Linked DNA regions of Mus musculus: regions 1 and 3 are each linked to region 2. Evidence: chromatin loops called from intact Hi-C (ENCODE). Cell type or tissue: heart. All regions are shown on one strand. Each heading gives the region's core, and the rest is flanking DNA. Links, peaks and the distances in the headings are about the cores only.

What was found. A loop is a pair of places that touch in the nucleus more often than their neighbours do. Peaks named below come from ENCODE experiments on the same cell type or tissue, not always from the same donor. Only the 100,000 strongest peaks of a DNase experiment are listed, where the experiment ranks them.
Region 1: it touches region 2 in a loop (2.7-fold over the local background); 15 of 42 quality-filtered maps call a loop at or near these places.
Region 3: a loop joins it to region 2, with 2.9 times the contacts of the local background. A loop is called at or near these places in 4 of 42 quality-filtered maps.

Annotation. Positions count from the first base shown.
Region 1 is chr2:148,532,262-148,539,802 of GRCm38, reverse strand. All of the region lies in intron 2 of Gm46770 (a long non-coding RNA gene), which reads left to right. Among named protein-coding and RNA genes, the nearest start is that of Gm46770, 26 kb to the left of the region's middle. In heart, for the core only: a CTCF peak has its summit at 4,079 (motif pointing right); a DNase peak (open chromatin) is centred at 4,012.
Region 2 is chr2:148,406,041-148,413,581 of GRCm38, reverse strand. Thbd (thrombomodulin) reads left to right here and starts at 5,394. Exons shown (of 1, transcript NM_009378.3): 1 at 5,394-7,541. The coding sequence starts at 5,636. The coding sequence ends at 7,369. In heart, for the core only: CTCF peaks have their summits at 4,196 and 5,282; DNase peaks (open chromatin) are centred at 4,201, 4,661, 5,291 and 6,081; H3K4me3 peaks cover 2,156 bases; H3K27ac peaks cover 1,984 bases.
Region 3 is chr2:148,145,057-148,152,597 of GRCm38, reverse strand. It overlaps Gm24221 (a small nucleolar RNA gene), which reads right to left and starts at 1,455; the gene lies at 1,136-1,455. In heart, for the core only: a CTCF peak has its summit at 3,940 (motif pointing right); a DNase peak (open chromatin) is centred at 2,997.

The DNA of each region.
Region 1 (7,541 bases), core at 1,448-6,447, 130 kb before region 2:
CCAATAGCTGATTGTGAGCATCCACTTCTGTGTTTGCTAGGCCCCGGCATAGTCTCACAAGAGACAGCTATATCTGGGTCCTTACAGCAAAATCTTGCTAGTGTATGCAATTGTGTCAGCGTTTGGAAGCTGATTATTGGATAGATCCCTGGATATGGCAATCACTAGATGGTCCATCCTTTCGTCACAGTTCCAAATTTTGTCTCTGTAACTCCTTCCGTGGGTGTTTTGTTCCCATTGCTAGGAAGGGGCAAAGTGTCCACACTTTAGTCTTCGTTCTTCTTGAGTTTCATGCGTTTAGCAAATTGTATCTTATATCTTGTGTATCCTAAGTTTCTGGGCTAATAACCACTTATCTATCAGTGAGTACATATTGTGGGAGTTCCTTTGTGATTGGGTTACTTCACTTAGGATGATGCCCTCCAGGTCCATCCATTTGCCTAGGAATTTCATAAATTCATTCTTTTTAATAGCTGAGTAGTACTCCATTGTGTAAATGTACCACATTTTCTGTATCCATTCCTCTGTTGAGGGGCATCTGGGTTCTTTCCAGCTTCTGGCTATTATAAATAAGGCTGCTATGAATATAGTGGAGCATGTGTCCTTCTTACCAGTTGGGACATCTTCTGGATATATGCCCAGGAGAGGTATTGCGGGATCCTCCAGTAGTACCATGTCCAATTTTCTGAGGAACCGCCAGACTGATTTCCAGAGTGGTTGTATAAGCTTGCAATCCCACCAACAATGGGGGAGTGTTCCCCTTTCTCCACATCCTTGCCAGCATCTGCTGTCACCTGAGTTTTTGATCTTAGCCATTCTGACTGGTGTGAGGTGGAATGTCAGGGTTGTTTTGATTTGCATTTCCCTGATGATTAAGGATGTTGAACATTTTTTCAGGTGCTTCTCTGCCATTCGGTATTGCTTCTTTTTAAATGGTGTTTTGAAATGAGTGGCTGAACCTGGCTTGAAGCACAGGCTGTGATCTCTGAGACTGAGAAAGGTAGGAGGTATGGGAATGTTCCCTGTGGGCTACTGACCCCCTACCAGCAGCACTGTTACCAATAGCCCCTATCATCCTGATGGGACAAGCCCAGTCACAACCCTAAAAAGCACCTCCCACCCCCCTTTTTTGGTAAAGGTCCGTTTGAATTTGTTCCAATGAAAAATTTTGTCTATCTTTCTCTATCTTCTCTCCCTGATCCTGCCTCCATCTCCTTCTCTTTGACACTTGCTGAAAAAACTTAAAATCTTTCCTTTTTGAAGCTGAATATTTTAGTGGGTGAGAGATACAGAGCCCAGGAATAGAAGTACAGAAGGGAAGGGAAAAGGAAATAAGAAGAGAGGAGCACAGGAGGGGACAGATGGAAACTCAACTAGGCCAGCCTCTTGATAGAAGAGGGGACGCCAAACCACATCCCCACAATGTGGCTGGCAGGATGGATCATGAAATAATATTTGTCCATCAGATATCTCAGGAATGTGTATGCATTTTCTCACAGTGAATGGAGGTTTTTTTTTTTTTTCTCCTGGAAAACATCCTAAATGAATAGAGCTGGCAGAGGCAGAGAGCAGTGGAAAACAGGGCCCCAGTAGCACTGCCCGTAATTCCTACTAGCAGGGAGGGGCCCTCTCTCCCATGTTAGAATGATCTTAGCAAAGGGAGTGTTTCTGCAAGGTAAATGCATCTCTTCACTGATGACAGGCCACCATCAGCTTGTTCCCACCATTTCTGTGCCCACACTGGTGTGACAGTGATAGGTAGCTTGATACTTCACCTAAGCCCAGCCATGGTCCCAGCTCTCGTCCCAGGATGAATGCTGAAAGAGGGTGGGTTAGGATTTTTTTTTCTCTTCTAGCCTGGTGTGAATTAAAAAAGAAACAAGAAAACAATAAATTATCTGTAATTCTGAGGTCCCCAGCTTAACCTTTGTTTTGTTTTGCCTGTGAAGACTCCTGTCCCTTTAGCCAAGACTCTCTGAGGGGACCACTCAGGCTGAAGGTGCCACCCAGCCCAGCTCAGAAGGGCTTTGAAGAGGCCATAGTTCTTTATATGCACCCAGGGTTTCACATTTATTTCTACGGTTCAACAAATATATATACACATGTGTACATACATGTTATATATACATACACAGAGACTAAGACACAAAGACAACAGTAAAACACTAAAATTGGGAATCCAGCTAAAGAGCGTGGAAAAGTTTATTGTACCTCCTGGCTACTTTGCCGTAGCTTTGTCGTTTTAAACACAGGGACACAGATTTCAATAATCACATAAAGCTAACTTACTCTGTTTACAAATAGAAACACTGGCAAGGAAGTGATGATTCAGGGCAATGGAATTCTGGGAAGGATAAGCTTATGAGGGAGAACTTCACAGGAGTATCTGATACCGCAAGTATCTTCACTCTACTATGGATGTTGGTTTTTCCTGTGCTCACACCACCAGGGTGAGCTTTCCAGCACTGCCTCGGCTAGCTCACCCAATGTCAAAGCAGGCAAGGGCAGGGCCAGCTCTCCCATGCTCACTCCTTCCTAGGTGGGCTTACCCACACCCATGCCACCAGGGTTAGCTCTACCATGTTGCCCAGGCAAGGTGCAGGACCCCTCTCTCCAGAGTGTTGCAGGGTGAGGGGCAAGGGCGAGTCTCCCATTCTCGTGACCAAGGGGCCAGGTCTCCCCCACTGTAAGTGACAAAGGAGGCTGTAGTTCTTAAGCCTCTGTTATATCAGAAGAATCTGAGTTAAATTCAGGCATCCAGGAATTAGAAGCAAGGTCCTTTATAAAGCTTTCCAGGTGATGTGGTATATAGGAGCCCGAGATGCTGCCTTTGCAGTAAAAAGTGACAGTTGCCAGTAAGGCATCATTGCTAGGATATGGTCTCTCAGGCTCTGTTCTCATTGCTCCCCACTGCCCTACCCCAGGTTGTGAGTGAGGCTTCCTCTTTGCTCTTTCTGCTGTCCATTGCCAGCCTTCTGTGACCCTCTTACTTCATCTCCACACAAGAGGAAGGGAAATCTTTGCAAAGGCATATAGCAAGAGCTAGCTATGTTCCTTCTTCTGTTGAATCAAGAGTGACCTCATGTACTTGGTCCTGTCCTTGGCCATCTCTCCAGTCTATCTGGCCCTTGGTATCCAGATGTTTCACAGTGACTCATTTTTGGTCTGTGGGGCTGTTCGTCTGCAGATGTGCGTTAGCTTAATTGTGTCTGCCATCCATTATGCTGCAAGCCCAGGGTTGTATGAGGTTTCAACCCTGACCTCATCAGAGCTGCAAACCTGACGCAGCTTTTCCGATGATGCTTCTGGGGCTCCCATTAAGACTTCCTGTCAAAAGTTGGGCGGTGGTGGCGCATGCCTTTAATCCCAGCACTTGGGAGGCAGAGGCAGGTGGATTTCTTAGTTTGAGGACAACCTGGTCTACAAAGTGAGTTCCAGGACAGCCAGGGCTATACATAGAAACCCTGTCTCGAAAAAACAAACAAACAAAAACAAAAAACAAACAAACAAAAACAAAAAACAAACAAACAAACAAAACCTTTCTGTCAAACCTGTGGCTTTGCCTTTCAATGTCTTCCTTGCCACCCAGCCACTGAATCTCTCTTTTGAAAACTGCCCAATGCATTTGTGAACCTAATTGAATGGATTAAAGAAGGCTCTGGCTGGGCAATACTGTTTTAAAAAAAGGTCAGTTGTGGTCACAGGGATCAAAGTACTTTTCCTTAGAGGCTTGTGAATGGACGCAAAGGCAATTTCAAAGTTGAAGAGTCCACGTGGGCCTCTGGGTCCTTTCGCAGCACATGGGCTTGCTGCATAGAAAATGCAGGCTGCTTGGCAAGCACCACCACTGTGAGCCAAGCACTCACAGACTTCCCTTCATGATGCCTGGATGCAGATTCTCTGCCTGAGTCAGCTGACTCCCAAACTGAGTCCTGCAAGTGGAGGCTGCCTCCTATCTCTCAGACAACTCTTTGCATAACACAAGAGTGTGGTCATTGGGGGAATGAATCCCTGGAGGGAGGAAATGTGCAGAAGAATCTCATTTTTACATACTGGCTTCCAGGTTTGAGCAAGACTCTGCCAGCAGAGGGCATGGTTGGCTTCTTTGCTGCCCAGACCTTCTCTCCAGGCTGTTTAAGATGCCCTGTTCGGAACTAAGATGGGTTAGATGTCCCTAAGGACAGTGCAGATTATGGCTTCCTTTCTAAAGACTTCTTAAAGCCAGGGTGGAAGTGGCGATATTCCTCGGTCAGCAGCCTCCCATCTCCCTCTCTGTAGCTATGTGTGCCATAAATCCAGGTCCTGCCCAAGCTAGGTTCCCATCTTGATGTCTACAGGAGGATAATGGCAGCCAACCACATTTTGAGGTTCAAAGTTCCTTCACTAACCTCTCTACTGTTCATGTCTGTGACAGTAGGACAGCAGACCACTGCCCATGTTTGTGACAGCAGCACCGCAGGCCACTGTCCATGTCTTGAGAGCACTCTTGTGAGGGCAGAATAACCTGCTGCTATGTGATTCCTTGAACACTTAGAACTCAGGGTACCAGATCTTAAGGCCCATCTGGGATGCATGGCACTGCCAGGTGGTGGGCAGACCTCTGCATAGCATTGCTGGGCTTCCTATATATAACAAATAGAATCTACGGCCATGATTCTAGGGGGCTGAGGTGTTGCTTCCAGGGACTCCCCCTCTTGAATGTGGAAAACCGGGACATAGATATCTGATGAACACATGTGGGTTCTTTGTCCCTTTGGCTTTGAGAAACCCTGGCCTAAACTATAGCACTACCACTGCTGTTTTTTGACACACGCCGCCAGCTTTGCCCATGCTTGGAGTCCTCTTTAAACCATATCATGTTATCAATACTGTGTGATACTGTTCTACCAGCAGATCAAGGGTATAGACAGGGATTCTATGCCTACAGGGCTCATATCCTGGGCTTATAGAATACTCAACATGTTATTTACAGGACTTCTGTTCTGTACTAGCCCAGTGGAGGGACCCCAGGATAATGTGCTGTAGTATTGATTTGGAGTGACTCCAAAGGCCAGGTCTCACAATGGTGCTTCTGGAAGGTGGTGGAATCTTTAGTAGATGGAGCCTAGTGAATGGTCTTCTGGATTCAGGAAGCATAACATTGAAGGGGATCATGGGACCTCACTCTATCTCTTTCATTTTCTACCATGATACAAGCATCTTTGTTATTCTCATCCATATTCTCCTTCCACAAAGCAATGGTACTGACTGATCATGGGCTGAAATCTTCCAAGCGGGTACAAACAAACCTTTTCTTTTCATACACTGAATATCTCAGTTATTTGTTATAGTAACAGAAAGCTGACCAACACAAACAGTGAACCAAATAAATGCCAAGGTGGAGTTACAGGTATACTAATTTTACTAGGGTCAATACCTATAAGAGTACCATTAGGGAGGGAGCCAAGACAGCTAGAGTGCTGCCATCTCCCTCTGAGGATTAGAAAGCCAGTGGCATATATGTTAGTTTCTTGGACCCATACACATGTGCTGGCATTGCTCAAGCACACTGAAATTGAGTAGTCACTTTGAATACTTTCTTTGAGCTCCCTGTGGTGTGCACAGAATGGAAGTTTTGGTTGTGGAGTGATGGAAAGGCACCATAGTAGCACTAGAGGTTCTGAAGAAGCTGACACATGGCAAAACCTCTTCTATGAAGGTTCACAGACAAAGACCCTACCACATCCATCAGACAACCTGAGGTCTGGGAGAAACATGAGAATCATTAGCCCAGGAGAATTTCAGAGATGGTACTCACCCCAGGAAAATAAGTGTCTTTGAGAATAGGACTCTGCCTGTGTGTTGTGTTGCCCTGGCTGGAATACATCACCATGGAATTTTCTATGAAGAAGTCTATACTACTTGAAAGGAGAAGTACTATGACAGCCCGATTTGCATGAAAATAAGTTTTCTAGGTTTCTTGCCTTGCTTTTTGTGCCCTCACCCAATGTCTTCTATAGAACTTTGAAGATTGCAGCTCAGCCTCATCTCTTGCTTACTCCTGAGAAGTTTAGTGTTAGCCAGTTAGGATGGGGATGCAGAAGCCATTGAGTGGGTAAAGAAAAGACTGTGGGTGAAAGGCAGGGAGAAAAAGAGAGTCTTGCCTCTTGGATCCTTTTTGCCTACAAGAATCCTTTTTTGTTTTGATTATCTTTTCTTCTCCTCCTTGCCTTCTTCTTCCTCCTCTTCCTCTTTCTATTATTATTATCATCATTACTATTATTACAAGCATCTGAGTGTGTGTGTGTGTGTGTGTGTGTGTGTGTGTGTTTACTGAGGACAACTTTGTACTTACCGATCCTCTCCTTTTACCTTCACATGGGTCCTGGGGTTTGAACTTGGACAGTCCAGCTTGCACAATAGTTAATTTTGTCCACTGAGCCACATCACCACCTCTGTTTCAGGAAGAGTTCAGGTCACACACAAAAAAGGCTGGACAATATACAGCCTGTAAATTGCCCACAGAGCACAGACAGGGTTAAGAAGGAAATACCAAAAGGCCAGATGTGTCACTTTTTGTCATCTCAAGTGAGAGACTACAGAGTTAAAGGACAGGAAAATACATCTGGAGACTCTTAGTTCAGTGTTGCTGTGGTCTGGAATGCAGTCTAATCTCAGGCATGGGAGTGAAACCTGCAATTAACCTTTCAGACTTGTGCTTTGGAACTGCACTTCTCTGACTGACTGTGCTGGACCACACAGAGCTCCAGGTTAAATGTTGATACTTTACATCTATTCAACGTGTGGAATCACATCTCAGAGGGGCTGCCAGTGCCCTGTGTCTGATTTCTAAAACACACACACACACACACACACACACACACACACACACACACACGAAAATCTCAGTAGTGTATTTTGAAGAGAACAGCCAGGAGTATCCATCATGTCATGCTAATGCATGCATTCATCCAGGAAGCCCTCCTGTCCATCTCATAGGCTGATTCAAGTTCAGTTTTATTTCATTTCTTTCCTTCTCATTGGCAAAGGTATTACCTTCAAAAGGTGTCCTGCCCAGGCTAGGAGAAATGTCTTTTCTTTGATGGAAATTTCCCAGTGAGCTCTGCTGCAGAAAGAAGTGGTAACAACAGGAACTCTATCATCTACTTGAGAAGGGCCTCAGAGCATCTAGCCCTATCCAATCAAAGCTGAGGACTGGGGAGGCCACCTCCTCCTGGGGATACATCCTAATGCTCACTAGGGTTGGTAGACTCCCTGGGATTTGTGGAGAGAACTACAGCTCAGCCATTGTGAACTGAGCCTTGATGAAAAACCCAGGGTCAAGATGTGTGCAGATCCTAGGCTTGCATTTTGTGTCCTGTGCAATGGCCAACAATGTCTCCTGTAAATTGCTCTTACAATACAGTTTTGGGGGTGACTCTCTCCTTTTGTCCCCAGTCAGGACTGGTTGCCTACCCCACCTCTAGCTTGCGCTTCCCCTGATTTAGGAGTGGAGTGACCTTCTGAACAGTCCCCTTCAGGGAGCTTGTGTTCCCTCCACC
Region 2 (7,541 bases), core at 1,685-6,684:
CAGCAGCCACCACTTTAGTGGCCTTATCTGCCAAATCATTTCCCAGAGCCATGGGGCCAGGTAGGCCTGAATGGGCTCTAACATGAGTAATATAAACAGGAGATCTTCTAGATAACAGAACTAATTGTATCTGCTGAAAAATATTGGCAACTCTACTGGAAGGCTTAATCACTCCAGCCACTTCTAAAAGATTTACTGCATTAACCACATAATAGGAATCTGACACAATATTAAGGGGTTTTAAAAAGGTTTTTAAAACTTCTAAGACCACTAAACATTCTACCACTTGAGGTGAATTTTCATTATATTGTTTGGATACCACTTTACCATTAGCCACATAGGCACCTATGCCAGTTTTTGATCCATCAGTATATACCACAATCCCATTTTTAAGTGGGTTTCTTACTGTTATTTGTGGAAACACAACAGATTGATTTTGGGCAAACTGTAAGATTGGATGTTTTGGATAATGGTTATCTATTTTTCCTGAAAAGGAGGTAACTAAAACTGCCCAATCATTAGATGCGGCTGCCAAGGTTTGAACCTGTGCAGCGGTATAAGGTACAATTAAAAGATATGGACTTTGCCCAAAGTGGGTGATTGCTGCTTTTAGGCCTTTAAGGGCAAGCTGTGCAATTGCATCAGGATACCAATCTATTATTTTAGCTGGGGATACGTTTGGATGGATCCACAACAATGGCCCATTCTGCCACAAAACTGCAGTTGGCAATTGTGCTGTCTTAAAGACACACAAACTGAAAGGCTGCGAATCCTCAATACGTTGTAATTGTGCATTCTGTAAGGCCTTTTCCACTTTTTGTAAGGCCTGGTTAGCAGCTAGAGTAAGAGTCCTAGGGGAGGAGATATGAGGATCTCCTTCTAAAATACTAAACAAAGGCCTTAATTCAGCAGAAGGAATCTTTAAAAAGGGTCTGAGCCAATTAATATCTCCCAACAGCTTTTGAAAATCATTTAAGGTATGGAGGTGATCTCTTCTTATCTCTACCTTTTGGGGCACAATCTTATCTGGGGACACCACAGAGCCCAAGAATTGTCCTGTATCAGAAATTTGGACCTTTTCTGTGGCTATCTGTAAACCCCACTGACTTAAAGTTTTAAGTAGAAAAGGATATGCCTTTTGTAGCATGGTAAGGTCTTTATGGCACAGGAGGATGTCATCCATGTAAAGGAGCAAAATTAAAGAGGGGAATTGTTCCCTCACTGGCAAAAGAGCTTTTTGCACATAAAGCTGGCACATTGTAGGACTATTGGACATCCCCTGTGGTAAGACCTTCCATTGATACCTCTTATCAGGTTTAGCAGAATAAGCTCTCTGACCCGTTAACAAGTCAAAAGTCCAATCTCTCTGCTCTGGAGTTAAAGCAGCAGCGTTTGCTCGGGCCTGCGCCTGTGCAGCCTCTCGCCACAGAGATCTCCATTCCAAATATTTGCCCATATTAGGGAGAGCGGCTTTTGCAATCATTTGCCAGTCGGCAGGAGTTAGTGCCATGCTGGCAAGCCTGTCTAACTGCACCAAGGTAAAATTAGCATTGATTCCATATTTAATCTGCACATATTCTACCGGAGCGTGGACACGCCCACCCTCGGCTCCTTTAAAGACTGGAAATGCCTGTTGTATTTTCCTTTGTTCCTCTCGGGGAATGAATGAGTCTGCGCACTGCCTTTCTGCGCACTGCTGACGCACTACGGGCTGACGCACTACGCAGGGCGGGGACTCCGCATAGGGCGGGAGTGCACCTGGTAGCCGATTGCCCTGAGGCCAATTAGCAAACTGGCCTTCGCCAGCCGCTTTTGGCTTTTTTCTTGACCAATTAGCTGGCTGGTAATGGGCTGCTTCTTCCTCCCAGTCTGTTTCCTCAGAGGAGGATTCTTCACTTGCTTCAGAGTTACTAAGAGCTGGCTTCCTGAGCTCATCTAGTGACGAGTATCTCCTAGAGACCTCCGCTAATCGATCTTTTTTCTTCTCCCTTTTTCCTCTTTTTCTTCTAATCTCTCTCCAGGTATTCCTACCTAACCTTAACTTTTCCTCGGGTTCAAGACCCTTGGAAAGGCCTGTATACTTACCGTTTCTCCTTGCTCCTACTCTCTCTCCCCGCTTTACTTCTGATAGACTGCCCTGAATTTCCTCTAGAATTTTCAGCCCTATCTTAAGCACTATATAACATGTGAAAAGGAACAAAAGGGCTCCTAACACTAGAAAAAATTCAAGGCCAAACATTTTCCACTTTACTTCTGATAGACTGTCCTGAATTTCCTTAGAAAGTTCAAGATCAGACTTACCTCGTTCCCCAGCTGAAAAGTTCTGAATTCATACAGTTGAATCCTTCTTAACAGTCTGCTTTACGGGAACCTTTATCACCGTCGTTCCCCAGCTGATGAGTTCTGAATTCGGCAGTTGAATCCTTCTCAACAGTCTGTGTTACGGGAACCTTTATCACCGTCGTTCCCCAGCTGATGAGTTCTGAATTCGGCAGTTGAATCCTTCTCAACAGTCTGTGTTACGGGAACCTTTATAAACGTGATCCGCAGTTCTGGTTCTGAAATGAAGTATCCCTCCTGCGCCAGTCCGGAGTTTTTTCTCGTCCCGGATTTTCTCGTCCCGGAATTCGGCACCAATTGTTATTCGACGCGTTCTCACGACCGGCCAGGAAGAACACCACAGACCAGAATCTTCTGCGGCAAAGCTTTATTCTTACATCTTCAGGAAAAGAGAGCAAGAAGCAAGAGAGAGAGAAAACGAAAACCCCGTCCCTCTTAAGGAGCATTCTCCTTCGCCTCGGACGTGTCACTCCCTGATTGGCTGCAGCCCATCGGCCGAGTTGACGTCACGGGGAAGGCAGAGCACAAGTAGTCATAAGATACCCTTGGCACATGCGCAGATTATTTGTTTACCACTTAGAACACAGGATGTCAGCGCCATCTTGTAACGGCGAATGTGGGGGCGGCTCCCAACAATAGTCATTTGGGAAGAGAGAAGCTCAGTTGTAAAAATGCCCCCAGTTGATTGGCCTGTAGGCAAGCCTGTGGTGCACTTTCTTGACTGATGATTGATGTGGACGGGCCCATCTCCTTGTGGGAAGTGCCACTCTTGGGCTGGTTGGTCCTGGGTGATATAAGAAGACAAGCTGAGCAAACCATTGAGAAGCAAGGCAGTAAGCAACATTTCACTCTGGCCTCTGTGTCCGTTCCTGCCCTTAGGTTCACGCCCTGACTCCTCTGGACAATGAACCTTAAGCAGGAAGATGAAACAAACTGCTCTCTCCTCAAGTTGCGTTTGGTCATGGTGTTTTCTCACAGCCACAGAAACCCTAATTAAGGCAGTTGTCGTATTGAAAAGTCCCCACTCAGGAGGGTAACCACCATTTAATTCCATGCTCTCACAGCACTGAATAATCCCACCAGTTCACACTCTGCAGACAGTGCCTCTGGTCCATGCCCTGTTGTCTTCTACCTAGGGGATGCCCCTACTCTGGAACAGTGCCCCTGGAGGTCCCATCCCACATAAGAAAGCTGCCCCCTTCTCTAGAGGCTATCCCCTTGTCCAACCCCTAGTCATTCTTCTCTCTTTCCTAGGACCCAGGCATTGCTATATTTATTCCCATTCCCTCTGGAGTTTTCTTTCCTGGAGAGCTGAGGCAGCTTTGACCCAATAAAGACAACGTCAGTCAAGGGGGTGGTGGACTCTACAGGTCCCAGCTCTGGCTTGACAGAGACAGAGTCCCACATGGGCAAGCAGATGGAGGATGTTCCACCTGCTTCTTTTTACAATTTCAGTGCTTTCATTTCACCCTCTTTTTTTTTTTTTTTTTTTTTTTTTTTTTTTTTTTTTTTTGGTTTTTTTGAGACAGGGTTTCTCTGTATAGCCCTGGCTGTCCTGGAGCTCACTTTGTAGACCAGGCTGGCCTCGAACTCAGAAATCTGCCTGCCTCATTTCACCCTCTTGGCCACGCGTCCCTCTGTGAATGTTTTTCTCCACGTGAGGACACCGCAGCCTTCTGTTCTCATCTAAAGTCCGAGCTGTACTGAACCAGAGAAGCTATTCATTTGTAAGCCATGGGAACTTCGCGAGGCTTCCCACAGACGAATTTCCTAACCTTCAGCTTTGCTCCAGGCAGTCTGAGCTGCTCCGTAGCAGTTGTAGTAAGTAATGCTCTACTGTCCTTGGATTGGTCTAGAGTTCAACAGCACCGCCTCCTGGCAGTGGGGTGGAAGTGACTGCCACGGAGTGCAGGGTCCTCTTGGTGTGTGTGTGTGTGTGTGTGTGTGTGTGTGTGTGTGTGTGTGATGACGCGCACGCTTGGGGAATAGGCAGATGAGAGAGGTGGGGAGGAGGTGGCTAAGCTTTGATTTGAACACAGCCCTCCACATTCTTGGTGAGTGCTTAGCATCTAAAAGTCTTAAGTGACAGATTCCCTTCCTCCCCTCCCAGCTGCCCACAAGACACTCCTCTTCAATGCCCTTTGTGAGCAAACGGATTGTGTAGGCACCTCTATCTTTTGAGACTCTCAAATGACGATGGAAATGATCACGTCAAAAGGAACCAAGTAGGCTCTATTGTAGCTCATACAGTCTCCTTGCAAAGCCCCCTCCCCCCCTCCCCACCCCGGGGCCAGTTTCATTGAGGGGTCTGAGATAGGCTTGGAGGAAAACAAAACAAACCAGAACAAAGGAACGCAACACACCTTCCCCAGAGGATTCTGCAGGAATTGAACTGGGAAAGGGGGCCATGATCTCTGAGCCCAGACAAAACTTGCACGATGTTCTCAAGCAACTAGATAGGGTCTGGCCTTGGAGATGCCTGCTCAGAACAGGAGAGGAATGGAGACTGGAGAAGGGTTTGGGGTTATTAGACCACTCTCTCCTCTTGCTGCCCTAGTATTGTTTCCCCTGGCCTCCTCCAAGGTCATTTGGGACCTAAACCTCCGATTGTCAATGCAGCCAGGCTTCCTGAGTTCCTGCCTTGCATTTAGCTCACCTTTTTCAGAGTCTTGCAAGTCTCAGACACACCTCTACTGGACTTTTCTTTTCCCTGCCCCACCAACCGGACCATCTTCCAAACTTTGGTAGCATCTATGTGGAAGTGTGAGTGTGAGTGTGTGTGTGTTCGCGTCTGAGTGTGTGTACGTGTGTAGAGGTTTAAACACAGGCTACCCGCGGGCTATACCGGAGAGTCTGGGGCAGGAACTGTCGTCTTGCTGACACAGTTCTGTTCTGTGGTGGCGCCTGCAGGCCACGCCCGAGGGCCTCCCAACGCCCAGACAGACTTTTTAACTCATCGCGCAGAGGTGATCCCAGGCTGGAGGGCGGGCGCAAGGCGTCCGGAGAACCCAGTAATCCGAGAACGCAGCATCAGCCCTTCCCACCAGGCACTTCCTTCCTTTTCCCGAACGTGCAAAGAGGGAGGGCCGCGCATTTATAAACTGGAGCTTCAGCGGAGTGGCATGTTAGAGGCTGCCTCGCAGGGACTAGGAGCCTGGGCTAGAAACGTCTAGGTTGTGATAGAGGCTAGCTGCTGTCGCCGCAGGCATACGGAAACCCCTCTGCCTGGACTGGGTGTCTGCACCAGCGCAGGGCTAGCTTTTCTCGGAACTTGCACGGTGCACCCCTGGACAGCATGCTTGGGATTTTCTTTCTGGGTGTGCTGGCTCCAGCTAGCCTGGGGCTCTCCGCACTAGCCAAGCTGCAGCCCACAGGCAGTCAATGCGTGGAGCATGAGTGCTTCGCGCTTTTCCAGGGCCCCGCGACCTTCCTCGATGCCAGCCAGGCCTGCCAGCGCCTGCAAGGACATTTGATGACAGTGCGCTCCTCAGTGGCTGCCGATGTCATCTCCCTTCTGCTGAGCCAGAGCAGTATGGATTTAGGGCCCTGGATCGGTTTACAGCTCCCGCAGGGCTGTGACGACCCGGTGCATCTCGGGCCCCTGCGCGGCTTCCAGTGGGTTACTGGCGATAACCACACCAGTTACAGCAGGTGGGCGCGGCCCAACGACCAGACGGCTCCACTCTGCGGCCCTCTGTGCGTCACGGTCTCGACAGCAACTGAAGCTGCACCCGGCGAGCCGGCCTGGGAAGAGAAGCCATGCGAGACTGAGACCCAGGGTTTCCTCTGTGAGTTTTACTTCACAGCTTCCTGCAGGCCTCTGACGGTGAATACTCGCGATCCTGAGGCTGCCCACATCTCTAGTACCTACAACACCCCGTTCGGGGTCAGTGGTGCGGACTTTCAAACGCTGCCGGTAGGCAGTTCCGCCGCGGTGGAGCCCCTTGGCTTGGAGCTGGTGTGCAGGGCCCCGCCCGGAACTTCAGAGGGACACTGGGCTTGGGAAGCGACAGGAGCCTGGAATTGCAGCGTGGAGAATGGTGGCTGTGAGTACTTGTGCAATAGGAGCACGAATGAACCCAGATGCCTCTGCCCCAGAGACATGGACCTGCAGGCCGATGGACGTTCGTGTGCAAGACCTGTGGTTCAATCGTGCAACGAACTCTGCGAGCATTTTTGTGTCAGCAACGCTGAAGTGCCAGGCTCTTACTCCTGTATGTGTGAGACAGGCTACCAGTTGGCTGCAGACGGACACCGGTGTGAGGACGTGGATGACTGTAAGCAGGGGCCCAATCCATGTCCCCAGCTCTGTGTTAACACCAAGGGCGGCTTCGAATGCTTCTGCTATGATGGCTATGAGTTGGTGGATGGAGAGTGCGTGGAGCTTCTGGATCCGTGTTTCGGATCTAACTGCGAGTTTCAGTGCCAGCCAGTGAGCCCCACCGACTACCGATGCATCTGCGCTCCAGGCTTCGCACCCAAGCCGGATGAACCGCACAAGTGCGAAATGTTCTGCAATGAAACTTCGTGCCCAGCAGACTGTGACCCTAACTCTCCTACTGTTTGTGAATGCCCTGAAGGCTTCATCCTGGACGAGGGTTCCGTATGCACGGACATTGATGAGTGCAGTCAAGGCGAATGCTTCACCAGTGAATGTCGAAACTTCCCTGGCTCCTATGAGTGTATCTGCGGGCCTGACACAGCCCTTGCTGGTCAGATTAGCAAAGACTGTGACCCCATCCCTGTTAGGGAAGACACCAAGGAAGAGGAGGGCTCTGGGGAGCCTCCAGTCAGCCCTACGCCAGGCTCTCCGACAGGTCCCCCTTCTGCAAGGCCAGTGCACTCTGGCGTGCTCATTGGCATCTCCATTGCCAGCCTGTCCCTGGTGGTGGCGCTTTTGGCGCTTCTCTGTCACCTGCGCAAGAAGCAGGGCGCTGCTCGTGCAGAGCTGGAGTACAAGTGCGCATCTTCCGCCAAGGAGGTAGTGCTGCAGCACGTCAGGACTGATCGGACGCTGCAGAAGTTCTGAGGGATTTGCTCCAGAGACCCAGGTGGCCTTTGTCTTTCCGGGCTCTGTACCTCTCCTCTCCTCTCTCTCTCTCCAGCCTCCCAGCTGTGTTCTCTGGCAACTTAAAAGCACCCTGGCTGGTATAATAACCAGAGAAGAGCCCATCCTCTCAGGACAAGCGAGGGTAGGGAGG
Region 3 (7,541 bases), core at 1,448-6,447, 260 kb after region 2:
ATCATTTTTTGCTCCCAGATTTTCTGATTTACCTATAATTCTTTCTTCAGAGTTGAGACTTTATGGGTTTTTCTCTGCCCAACTTGGCATGCTCATTCGCATCTACTATGTGATTTTTCATAAAGCTAAAAAGCATTTCACATAAATGTGTTCACACACATGCACACACAGAAAGCTGCAGCACTAACGCTCTTGCTTTATGGAAAATTTAGGGTACCACAGTAACATGATGAAGATACTGTTGTTGCTTTGTTTCCCTGGGAAAGTTGGGAAAGCCATTCCGTTGTGTCTTTATTTATTCTTTCAGAAATATTTATTGAGCACTCATGGAATACTAGACAGAATGTCCAGCACTATCAATAAAAATAATGAAAAAGGCCAACAATAGAGCAGAAAGTGTGTTTCTGCGTTTAAATATGTGTGTATTTATGTAAATGTGGGAGGTGCACACATGTTATCTGCTGAGCAGAATCCCAGAACAAGCTGGAAGTTGACACCCACAAAGCCTGGTGGCCTCAGTGCAGCCAGGTCTTCCTCGTTTTCTCAGAGCATTCTGCAGGGAGTGAGTCCCTCTGGGACCTCATCTCATGACACTCCGGAAGATACAATCATCATCCTCCCTGCTAAGTGTCAGCATCGTCAAACAAGAGCTGCAGGAACTTTCACTGATGACCAAGTCTGTGAGGGCGACAATGAAACTAAACAAACTGTTCCCACTAGAAATGCAAATCTCCCAGATTCTGCCTCTCAGAGTCCATTCAATTCAAAGGAAAAAGATCTCACAACTGGATGTAGGCAGCTGTAGACCAGCTAAACTTACAGAACTTATAGGGCAGAAATGGCCTTAGAGTAAAATGGCTTGCTTCCCATTGAGGGTGATTTGGGGAATGAGTTTTTCTTCAAGAACAGCAGATGGATGGGACACAGAAAACAAAGGTCTGTCAGCCACATATACAGAGAGCAGAGAGGCAAGCTGTTTAAATGGACCAGTGCTTTTGCCTCCAGATGTGGCAAGCTTTGCCTCAAAGGCTACAATTTGATTGTGTGCAGATTTGAGTCTAACAGTTCCAGACCTATTGTTTTATATGTTAACTGAAAAACTTAATCCAAATGTGTGCAATCTATTTTTTCTTGCAGCCATGAGACCAAATATGCACACTTCATCTGTCAGTGGCTATGACACAGCCAAGTCCTTTGAGACCAGTGACCCTGGTAACTTGAGTATGGCCTGTTTCGACTTCCATTCCAATTTACAACTTCTCCATGGCAACTGAGGAATCACCTCAATTGAGTGAGATGGTTCCTAGTAGGAAAATGTTTGCTGGTCTGCACATAACTTGCAGTAGATGCACATAGCTCTGTCCCTACCAAGATTTACAGACCTGGTAAGGTAATTCTCTTATTTGGCTTGTAATACAAATTTTGTAAAACACTAATTTTGATTCTGCTTTTAGTTTTTCCCAAAATGGAAATGTCTAAGCTAAGTTTATTTTTGGTTATAAAACTAATACATGCATACATTGTTCCTGTCAAAGTCTGAACACTTGATGGAGCTAAATTCTCTACTGAAAACAAACCCAGTTCCTGCTGTCTCCTCAATCAGGAAAAATATTCCTTTCCAAACTTTTGCTACATTCTCATTCCAAACACTTGATACATGCTAAACCCACAAACTCACCTGGACCCGTTCCTTTGCTTTTGTCTATATGTGAAAATTGAGTTTCCACCTAACGTTTGCAGCATCAAATTAAAGGTCTTTACAAAGAGCTGAGGTGTCTGCTATGGTTTTAGTGCTTATTGCATCCCAAACCCATGTTGAACTTTAGTTTCTTTGTCTGAGTACTAAGAAATGAGACCTTAAGAGGTGACTCAGACATCAAATCTGTGCTCCCGTGAATGAAATTGGTACCATCTTTGCCTCTTTGTCCTTTGCCCTCTACCATGTGAAGATGAAAGATCTGTCACTTGGGGGGTGGGGGCGAGGCATTCAACATTCCAGACAGAAGTGGAATTAATAAATCAGCTAGCGCCTAATGTGATGCCCTATTGGGTATCATCCCTCTCACAAGATGGTCCTGCCTTCAGAGACCTCTGTCTTGAGCCTCCAGAGAGGAGCGCTGCTTCTGGCCCATGGGAGTGTCTTGTAAGGGTTTGTAGAAAAATAAGGAAAAGCTAAGTAAGCAATGATTAGACTAATCTAGGCAAAGGAAAAACTTTAACATAGTTTCCCTACATACTTCTTTGACTAGAAAAATATAAGGTAGAATAAAGTCTGTAAATACACCCCAAACAGCATAAAGTAAAATTTATCTGGCCCAGTAGGCCATAAGATGCTTTAGTGAATTATGTGAATGGATATTTCTAAAATCTACTTCATGAAAGTTCAAGTGTCTTGTGGTCTTTAGGCATAATTGCTTATCCTCTGTCAACATGAAGCTCACAACATTCAGTGCTTTCAACAGGCCAGCAACTCACTCTAGGCATCCCTAGACAAACCTTGCCTCTTCACTTGAGAGATGATCACTGGTCTAAGGAAGCAGAAAATATGGCCGCAATGAGCTCTTGGAACTGAGTGCTGTATATTCCAGGAGTGAAGCATCCCTGGCAAAGAAAATCCTGCATGCAGAAGGACCTGGCTCATGTCCACCTGTTACACAACCTGGAAAGATGAACAGCATCACATGTTTACAGAGCTCCTTCCCTAAGCCAAGCATGAACGTATATGGCTGAGACTCATTCTGCAGCACTCTGGTCTGGGTTCCAGCACACCAACTCTCATCTCCTCCCAAGATGGACTATTCCATGATGGCTCATGGATATGACTACAGATCTGCATGAGAATGAGGGTAGGCCAAGTTGAAGCTTGCATTGTCCTGAATAACAGTGGCCACAATGACCTGGTAGCTTGGGACTGTCCCCTTCTGAACCTTTCCAGGCTACTCCCTAGCCATCCCTCCCCCATCATTCCTGGGAGTGGACAACTTCCCTAGTTCTGAATGTCTTTTCCTTCCGCTTGGGACACCTCACTTTTCCTTCAGGAAAGGCAAGTTCCCCCAGGCAGGATGTTCCCCACCCAGCAAAGCAAGTCCTTGAGAAGCCTCAACACTGATGGCAGCTTCAGACTCACAGGACTATTACAGTGGGTGCATAAGAATGGGCCTCATCAGAGTGATAATATAATAAAGTCACAGAAGCAACCATTCTCAATTTGTACAGCAAAAGCTATTTTAGAGACACATAGAGAGTTCCCTAATCATGTAAAACACACCAAATAAACTAGGGTTGTTTTGCATTCTGCCTTCCAATGTTCTTCACAATAGCTACTCTATCCACAATTTCACATACTCTGGTTTGCACTCTTTTTCTTGGCATCCACAGATGCACGACTTCACAGAAACCTTCCAATTATCTTAAAGATTCCATCCTTTCTTCTACATTGCTATGTCTTTTTTCCCCTTGGTAGTGCTGGGCACAGAACCCATAGCCTAGCACATATAGGCAAATGATCTATTCCTTACCATACACATTCCCTCTATGGAATTTCTGTTTTTATTACATTTTCCCTATTCTTGTTCTTCCCAGGGATTAGGCCTCCTCTGAAGAGGCCCCATGCATGATCCCACCCTTTCTAAATTCTCCAAGGACATTCATTATCTTGCAACTGCCTTATGTTTAATTTATGTTCTTTAATTTTTCAACTGTGTGGTCCTAACTAATGCATCTGGTTCTCTGAGAATGATATGTTCTCAATACAGGGAAAAACATTTATACACACAAGAACACTCAGGAAGATAGCCCAACCTAATAAACAAAAAATAAATATGCAAAGTAAAATAAACAGAAAAGAAGTGTGGCCAGTGAGCACATAAAAAAAAAAAAAAAACACATCCCCCATCACTAGATGGCAGAGTGAGGTCAGTCAGGTCTACTGCAACCAGAAGGAGTCAGTGTAAATGAGCTCATATTCAATTTGTGCAAAGGAGAAATCTGCTTGCAATAGAGAAAATAAGGAGAGAGGAAGGAGGAGAATGGAGAACAGGCTGCAGGGGACTCAGATAAGTGAGATGTAGCTAAGAGTCAGCAGCTGTGACTAAGCCTGCAGTATCTACCAGCAGCCTGTCACCAGGGCTAAGATTCTGGCTTCCCTGGTTACTGGGACTGCAGATGGAGCTCTACACTCAGGGAAGGCTGGCTCAAGCAGGACACCATCTTGGCAGTCCATGTGCTCTAGAGAGGGTGGAATTGGGAAACATGGCTAAGCTGTTAGAAATAGTGTTTGTTCAAGTCCTTACAGGTCACAGTAGAGGCCTAGTAAGGGCTTGGGCAAAGAAATAATCTGTCACCATATAAAACCAACCATTTCTGGTGAGATGGCTCAGCAGTCAAGAGTACAAAGGATACCTCTCCTGGGCATATACCCAGAAGATGTTCCAACTTGTAATAAGGACGCATGCTCTACTATGTTCATAGCAGCCTTATTTATAATAGCCAGAAGCTGGAAAGAACCCAAATGTCCCTCAACAGAGGAATAGATACAGAAAATGTGGTACATTCTCACAATGGAGTACTACTCAGCTATTAAAAACAATGAATTTATGAAATTCTTAGGTGAATAGATGGATCTGGAGGCAATCATCCTGAGTGAGGTAACCCAATCACAAAAGAACTCACATGATATGCACTGACTGATAAGTGGATATTAGCCCAGAAACTTAGAATACCCAAGATACAATTTGCAAAGCACATGAAACTCAAGAAGAAGGAAGACAAAAGTGTGGATACTTTGTTCCTCCTTAGAATGGGGAACAAAATATCCATGGAAGGAGTTACAGAGACAAAGTTTGGAGATGAGACAGAAGGAAGAACCATCCAGAGACTGCCCCACCTGGGGATGCATCTCATAAACAGCCACCAAACTCAGACACTATTGCATATGTCAGCAAGATTTTGCTGGCAGGACCCTGATATAGCTATATCTTGTGAGGCTTTGCCAGTGCCTGGCAAATACCCTGGAGGGCATCATCCTGAGTGAGGTAACCCAATCACAAAAGAACTCACATGATATGTACTCACTGATAAGTGGATATTAGCCCAGAAACTTAGAATACTCAAGATACAAGATACTATGTGCAAAACACATGAAACTCAAGAAGAAGGAAGACAAAAGTGTGGACACTTTGCCCCTTCTTAGAACTGGGATCAAAACACCCATGGAAGGAGTTACAGAGACAAAGTTTGGAGATGAGATGAAAGGATGGACCATCTAGAGACTGTCATACCCACGGATCCATCCCATAATCAGCCTCCAAATGCTGACACCATTGCATACACTAGCAAGATTTTGCTGAAAGGACCCTGATATAGCTTTCTCTTGTAAGGCTATGCCAGGGCCTAGCAAACATAGAAGTGGATGCTCACAGTCAGCTATTGGACGGATCACAGGGCCCCCAATGGAGGAGCTAGAGAAAGTACCCAAGGAGCTAAAGGGGTCTGCAACCCTATAGGTGGAACAACAATATGAACTAACCAGTACCCCCTCCCCCCCGGAGCTCGTGTCTCTAGTTGCATATGTAGTAGAAGATGGCCTAGTTGGCCATCATTGGAAAGAGAGGCCCCTTGGTCTTGCAAACTTTATATGCCTCAGTACAGGGGAATGCCAGGGCCAAGAAGTGGGAGTGGGAGGGTAGGGGAGTTATGGGGGCAGGGTATGGGGGATACTTTTGGGATAGCATTGGAAATGTAAATGAAAAAAATACCTAATAAATTAAAAAAGAAATGTAAATGAAGAAAATATCTAATAAAAATTGTTTTTGAAAATAAATAAATAAATAAATAAATAAATAAATAAATAAATAACACAGAGGCCCTGAGTTCTGTTCTCAGCACCCACATCCAGCATCCCTAAGGGATCTGATTTCCTCTTCTAGACTCCAAGCCTACCCTACACTCAGGTGCACAAATCCATACATAAGACACATACATGTATACACAATTTTTAAAAATAAGATAAATCTTTAAAAATAACCTTAAAATGAAAGAAAGATAGCATACACAAGTATTTCTCACCTAATATAACCAAAACAATGGTGTTACAGATTTTGTGTTGTTCAGCTACTGGAATATTCAGACATGCATTATGTGACATCCACGGGATGGGACTCAAGTCAAAAGACAGAACTCACTCCTGCTTCCGACGCATCTGTCCACGTGGCTTGGAGGGAGTTTTATGCTATTTTCGCATAATAAGCTCTACAATACTTTGCTCAGCATTTAGCACATGAAAAAGTGCTGTGGTGTGGTGTTCCCCATTGGTGTGTCACAGTTGTCTTCAGAGAGATTTGAGATCTGCAGCTCCACCCGTGTCCAGTATTTTTAAGGGCCTGGGATAACTGGAACTCCCACTTTGAAAACTGCAAGGAGGGTTTCTAAAGGCTAGAATGTACAGGTAGTCTATTAAGCTATTTCAGAAAAGAGGGTTCAGTTGTAAAACACAAGGACAAAATGACCAGTAGCAGAGCTGAGAATAACAGCCCATACAAAAGCAATCTATATCATATGAATGGCAGAAGAGTTTATAATTCACCAGGGGATTACTGAAAATAAAATGTCAATCACACCAACACAAATGAGTCTCACAGACAAGACACATACACCAAAAAACACCTGATGAGAACTCCCAGGAACAGGTAAAAATGCCTGTTAAGAGGAGCCCGGCTGTGGAGGGGTGGGCTGACTGCAGAAGCAGCAGGAGCCAGAAATGTCCCTGGTTGATGATAGACTCAGAGGTCAACATGTAACACATTGTTAATTAGCACAATCAAAATCAGTGCACAGTACAGCTGGCAACTGTAACCTTGGAATGAAGGGAGAGTGTGACTTGCCCACTAGGAACATTACACACAGCTTGTTTTGAGCCTGTTTTTCAAACAAAATACCTTTTGAAGGCATTTGTGACACCATAAAGTCAGAGGAATGCTCACTGGATATGATATAAGGTGCTTAACACATTACCATAAACTCCCGTATCACAGGAGTGTGTGCTTATGTTCTTACCAATCAGAATACAGGCTGGAGGACAAAATGTTGTATGAAGTTTACTTCAAATTTACCCCCAGTGGCTGAGAGACACTGAAGGCACAGGTCACTCTCCATCAGTGATAGCTACATGAGAGTGCATTTTCACTTTTGTCCTAAGTTTTCCATAATAGATGATCTTCTACTTTTATCCTTACTATCTAATATAATGAAAATATTATATGAGCACAGAATTTAGAAAATAATATCTAGAACAATGCCTGTGTGCACTGAGTTCAGATCCCCCCTCCTAACTAATTCCCCTGTAATGATATTTTTTTAATTAAACTTAGTTAGCTTTTGGAAAAGCCAGAAGGAAAAAACAAGACTTGGGATAAAGTTCTATTTTAAGGCAGAGCCTGTCTTGCTTCATCTTGTGAGGAACTCAGCAATATGAGCATATGAAACAATGCCAGGTTATCCCACCCCTGCCCTTCCTCCTCCTGACCCAGCCCATAGGATCATCC